Regions from separate parts of the Homo sapiens genome. Here region 1 is linked to region 2. Evidence: chromatin loops called from intact Hi-C (ENCODE). Cell type or tissue: dorsolateral prefrontal cortex. All regions are shown on one strand. Each heading gives the region's core, and the rest is flanking DNA. Links, peaks and the distances in the headings are about the cores only. Region 1 overlaps EML6 (EMAP like 6). Region 2 overlaps RTN4 (reticulon 4).

Region 1 (2,912 bases), core at 247-2,746, 64 kb before region 2:
TCAAAGCTCAACGTGCCAAAATTGAACTCATCATCTTCCCTCATTGATATTTTCTCTCTGTCTCATTCCATGATACAACCATCTGTCCAGATATGCAAGCTGGAAAACTGGTATTGCCCTTGAGTTGCTTTTCCTACTTCATCCCCTAAAGACTCTCCATGACAAAGTGCTGTGAAGTCTATTTCGCCAACCTTTCTTTAAATATTCACCTGTTTTCTTCTCCATAACCACTGCTCCAGTCAAGTGCTTCATCATTCCTCTCTTGGATCATCACAGTGGCCTCTTCAGTATTCTGCCCATCTTTACTTAGTTCCCTTTACGCCACCCTTTGTACTCTCATTTTTTCACCCAAATAACTTTGTATTCACCTAAAATAGCCAAGTCTAAGACGATATCCCCATTTTTTAAAACAACAACAAAAAGACACAAAGCTGTGTGATAGGCTTCAGTCAAGAGCATTTTCAAGAGGGTAGGCTTCTTTCAGGACATCCTGCAGTTCTTCTGCCTGAATCCTTTCCATCACCCCATCACTAAGTATCTCTGTACATGATTCTGGAAGACATAGGAATACACTCAACAGAGTCCAGTTCTTAGGAATACTGTTAACAGAGTCCAGTTCTGAAGAATGCACTTGACACAGTCCAGTTTGGTCTTGATAACAGAGAGGCCCCCTGGCTTTGGAGATTTTTCCTAACCCTGGATTTATCCTAGAGCAGTGGTTGCTAATTTCTCTGTGTTTCTCGCCCCTCCCTTTCTCCCTCCCCTCCCCCATCCATTCCTCCCTACCCCCCTCCTTCCCTCCTCCTTCACTCCTTCCCTCCTCCCTCTCTGCCTCCCCCTTCTCCCATTCCTCCCTCTCTCCCTCCTCTCCCACTCCTCCCTCTCTCCTCCCATCCCATTCCTCCCTCCCTCATCCCTCCCTACCCCTCCTCCCCCTCCCCTCTTTCCCCCTCCCCTCTCTCCCCTCCCCCTTCTCTCTCCCTTCTCTCTCTCCCTCCCCCTTCTCTCTCCCCTCTCTCTCTCCCTCCCCCTTCTCTCTCCCCTCTCTCTCTGCCTCCCCCTTCTCTCTCCCCTCCCCCTCCCCTTTGGATTTCCCAAGACATTCTAAAACCATTGGAGCATTTTATGCCACATTTTGGAAGCTGAAGAAAGCTGTTTCCTCCAAGGACACTTTGAACATTGTCTGATGAACACGACTCAAAACAACTTCAAACTTGAATTTCTTGGCTAGTTGGAACTGAGTTTCCCCACACTCACACCCACACCCACACCCCTCTTTATAGAAACTGGTTGGAACGACTTGGTTTCTCACAGGCTGTCCAAGCCTCACTCCCCAGTTGGCTCTCATGTTGTACTCATCTTGGGTTGCAACTGACTCGTGACCTCAGTGGTTTCAGAAGCTTCCCTGAGCACTTTGGCCCTGAATGCTCTTACACATTTCAGGTCATTGTGTGCTCTGCTCCACCTCTTGCTCTGTCAGCCCAGTGCCTTGGGGAGGGGGAAAGGAGGGACAAGTACCCAGGCATTGGCCTGCCTTGCGGGTCTGTGCAGGGCAAGAGCCCGTGTCAGGATAAGACTCCCCACATCTTTAGTTGAGTCTAAGCTTTCTCTTCAGCAGCCCAGCGCTGGGCAGTGGGATGACAGCAGGAATTGGCCTTCCCATGATCCTGCCCTGCCCACAGAATGTGCCAACTGTTTCCACAGGGGGTACAGGGTTGTGACTCTCCCCACAGGCACTGAAGAGCAGGGCCGACTTGTTACTCAACACCAAGCCCCAGGCTGGAGTTCACAGCCTCTCCCTGGGCTTCCTGCCTTCACTCTGTCTTCTTGGCAGGCTTCTCCTGCTCTCCAGAGCTTCGGCCTGTGTGCCACCCTCTCTCCTGATTATCCAGTTTGTTTGCTGTCTTGCCAGGCTCCCTCCTTAAATTTCTTGCCAATGGAAGCTCTTTCTCCTTTGTTCCCTGACCCTGCCCCCCTGCCCATTCTCCTCAAAGCCTACTTGCCCCACCAGGCCCCTTTGTGTCTCTGCTCCTCCCACCTCCAGTCTCTCACCCCCTCACCTTCCCAGATCTTGGCCCCACTGGGTCTCCCTGCCAATGCCGGGTTGTGCCCACAGCCTTCCTCGCACTCCTGTCCTGTGCCAGCTGGGAATGACCAACTCTAATGAGCTGATTGGACTGAAAGTGAGTGAATGTCCTCATGCCTCCACTCCTTCCCACCTCAGCAAAGCTTTTCAGAGTCCCATTTCTGATGGAATCTGAATCTAGAAGGATTTAGATCCACGGAAAACTGTTAAACCTCCAGTGTTTGGCTACGTGTGAAGTCTCTGGCAGTCCCTCCCACATCTGATGTTATGAACACTGTTTATAGATGCCTGGAAAGAAGCTTTTAATACTTGTATTGTGTTTTAACTTGCTTTCCTTTGGAGGCAGGGAATTGTCAAGTAAGTATTCACACCGCTCTGGAGACAAACACAGGTGTTTGGTGAACATCCAGTACTAAGTGTTCACGCAGAATCCACAACCGCGAAGGGTCAATACTTAAAATCCGCTGAATTTGCCACAATGCAGGTTTCTTCCCCTTGCTCCTCTCATCTTCAGTTTTGAAGCAATACAGCTGTAAACATATGCTTGCGAAATGAGAAAGAAACATTGAGATTGCTTTACCTTTCGGTTTTTTTCTGAAAATCAAGGTGAAAAAAAAAAGCATCGGATTGCGTCTGTGTATATATATACAATCTCCTGTATATATAAATACACGGTGTTTGTGCTTGTACGCATACTCTATATTCACTGTATAATATATTACATATTATACAACCTGTGTGTCCCCTGAAATCGAGCCCTGTGTTTATCCTCAAATAATGCCTTATGAGCCATGCCATAGTTCCAGTGTCCTCTTGCTCTCCTCAT
Region 2 (2,912 bases), core at 302-2,801:
ACCAAAACAGCCAGACAGGTACTAAAAAATATTAGGCCATTCCACTTACAAAGTGAGGCTCCCCAGAGATATTCAGGAGTAAATTCAATTTTACATTTGAGTACCTAAAAATAATCAAACAAATCTCTGGAAAAAATATGAACTACATTGGAACTTAATTTCTCCTGTCTCATAATACCTTTAAATTACTTCAACAAATAAAGAACTTAAGATGTTATTTAATGATTTAAGACTTAAGTTATTAATAAAGAACCTTAATAGTTGCAGAATGAGCCCTGATACGACTTTTCACCTACTTTTAAGGCCTGTATTTATTGTATTATTATCATTTGTATCATTTTCACTTAGCAAAAGCTACCATATATCAATTCATCAATCTGTAACGTCAACGGCTAACAGGATGAAGAAATAAAAATCCTTCTCTTTAAATTCACATGTAAAGAAATCCTAAAGGCAAAACCCAAAGCTGTATTGTTTTCTATTATTTTTTAAGTTGCAACCATAAAATCTTACCAATGTCTCAATATGGTCTCAATCTTAAATTCACCTTTTCCCCACATCTTTATTGAACAAATTTTTAAAAAGACATTGTAAAAGTTACTGTAATTAGCTCTACATACTTTTAGAAATATTGTTGCCAATCCTGCTAGAAGGAAATAATTTTTTTTAATTATAAAACTTGAATGTAGCCAGGAAAAAAATTGCTTACGTAGAATGTCTATTTTGGACTACTTAAAAATAGCTCTAATAATTTAAAGGTAATTTATTATAAGTGGTCAGATATACAGCCTACCACTTTCTTTTAAAGAAAAAAAGGTAGATTTAACCATCTACATAATAAAATATTCTTTAAATATTCTAGTCAACATTTTACCATTTACAGGCTTAAATTCTTACACAATGATCCACTGAGATTTGAAAGGATCTGGGCTTTCAAGGGGGAGGAAAAGGGATCAAAATCACTGATTGGTTATTACAAGGACAAAGGTTAGTGACTTAAATATAGACATGCATTTAAAATTACTGCGTAATTATACTGTGTAATTTGAATGATTTCAAGATGCACATAATCTGATTAAAAGAAAGTTGGTAATAATTTTAAAGGTTCAAATCAGATTTTCAAAGAAGAGGCTTACTGCAAACACAATATCTTGCTACCTACAAACCTTTGCACAGAATTTCAACTACACCAAGTAAGGTTTTTTAAAATAGTCACGGAAAATATGTCACTGTGAAACACAAAAACAGCAATGTGTATTTACCACATCCAAGTGACGAACAAATGAAATCTGTTAGATCTATATTGTTTACAATGTGCAAGATTAGAGAACAGAACCTAAACGGCAGGACTGAAAAGACTAAACCGAATGCCAGTGAAACAGAACAGCATGACATTTTCTGGTATACAACCAAATGTAAAAACACGTGAGATAGCCGTTTTAATCCTTTAGACTTCAACTCTTCAGAGGTTTCACTTTCAATCCAAAATATCTAAATTCCAAAGCTTATTCATAGAAATATATTAGTGGTCACATATAAAAACTGAATAAGAAATTAAAAAGCAGATATACCCTTGTCCTTCCAATTTTTCTTCTGACCGTCCATCTCTTGTCACGATCTGCTTTGCAGCTCCAATTATTAATTATGCATACCAACAGAAAAGCTGTAACTGCACAAACCTACTCCCTGAGACATGAAATACCCGTTTCCTCAACCGAAGTCTGCAGTCTCCTCTGCTGCACAACTGCAGCAGGACTGAAGTCACCTGACGTCTTCTGGGTGTGGAACAGTCTGACGCAGTGCAATCTGTAACTAGGCTACTAATACTCCAGCATTAATGCTTTCCTTCTATCTGTTGATTGTTTTAGGCATTTGCCTTGTTGCTCATACCAAATGGAGCTGCATTTGCAGGGAGAGGGCAGGCTACCAAAAGAAAGGAAATAAGGGTTGTTCTTAGAACTAACCACTGAATGTATCTGAAATGCAATTAAAGCCATATGCAGTTTTTTTTTCTTTCTTTTTTTAACAGATGGTCGAATTATGCTACTGGTTTTCAGTTTCATTTAAAACTCTAAAATTAATGGTTACCTAATAAGATAAAAATGGACTGATCAAATATTAATAGCCTAAATTTCAAGCTTGTGAAATGATGAGTCTCCTTAATTGCTCCTAAGTTCATTAAGACGTAAAACATTCAGCATTTTGCACCTTATGAAGAGATAAACAGAAAATAAAAGTCAAATTACTAATGTTTATTGAACATATTATTTGAACAGAAAACTTTAGCAACTTAATCTTCCTAATATCTTTTTTCCTCTTTTACAATTATGGAAATCCAGAGACTTACAAACATACACTTACTCTTAATCATCATCTGCTCCAACTCAATCTTTGAATATTTATTAGACACCTCTACAGACAGTATTAATAGATTCTTAGCTTGGGGAGATATATTCATGGGCTAATGATATAATCTGCCATGGGAAAATGACATAAAAGCAAACTATAATTTTATTTTATTTTTTATTTTTTTCTGACACAGGGTCTCGCTCTGTCACCAAGGCTGGAGTGCAGTGGTGCAATCATTGGTCACATGGCAACCTCAACCTCCCAGGCTCAAGAGATCCTCCCATCTCAGTCACCACAGGCATGTGCCACCATGCCCAGTTAATTTTTTATTTTTACACTTTTTTTAGAGATGAGGTCTCCCTGTGTTGTCCAAGCTGGTCACAAACTCCTGGGCTCAAGCAATTCTCCCACCTCAGCCTCCTAAAGTGCGGGGATTACAGGTATGAGCCACCACACCTGGCCTAAAATTTTACTGAAAAATATAAAAACAAATCTATGTACAGCATTTTTAAAATCTGTGTTCAACTTTATAAAACTGATTTTCATTCCAATGCAGTGTCTCT

Evidence for each region. A loop is a pair of places that touch in the nucleus more often than their neighbours do. Peaks named below come from ENCODE experiments on the same cell type or tissue, not always from the same donor. Only the 100,000 strongest peaks of a DNase experiment are listed, where the experiment ranks them.
Region 1: it touches region 2 in a loop (2.1-fold over the local background); 4 of 110 quality-filtered maps call a loop at or near these places.

Annotation. Positions count from the first base shown.
Region 1 is chr2:54,944,232-54,947,143 of GRCh38, forward strand. The region is part of intron 28 of EML6 (EMAP like 6); the gene reads left to right. Among named protein-coding and RNA genes, the nearest start is that of RTN4, 100 kb to the right of the region's middle. In dorsolateral prefrontal cortex, for the core only: no CTCF peak of the experiment used is centred there; DNase peaks (open chromatin) are centred at 1,399 and 1,708; H3K4me3 peaks cover 1,264 bases; H3K27ac peaks cover 2,231 bases.
Region 2 is chr2:55,008,516-55,011,427 of GRCh38, forward strand. All of the region lies in intron 3 of RTN4 (reticulon 4), which reads right to left. Among named protein-coding and RNA genes, the nearest start is that of RTN4, 40 kb to the right of the region's middle. RefSeq lists a silencer at 2,564-2,623. In dorsolateral prefrontal cortex, for the core only: CTCF peaks have their summits at 1,749 and 1,950; a DNase peak (open chromatin) is centred at 1,766; H3K4me3 peaks cover 2,500 bases; H3K27ac peaks cover 2,500 bases.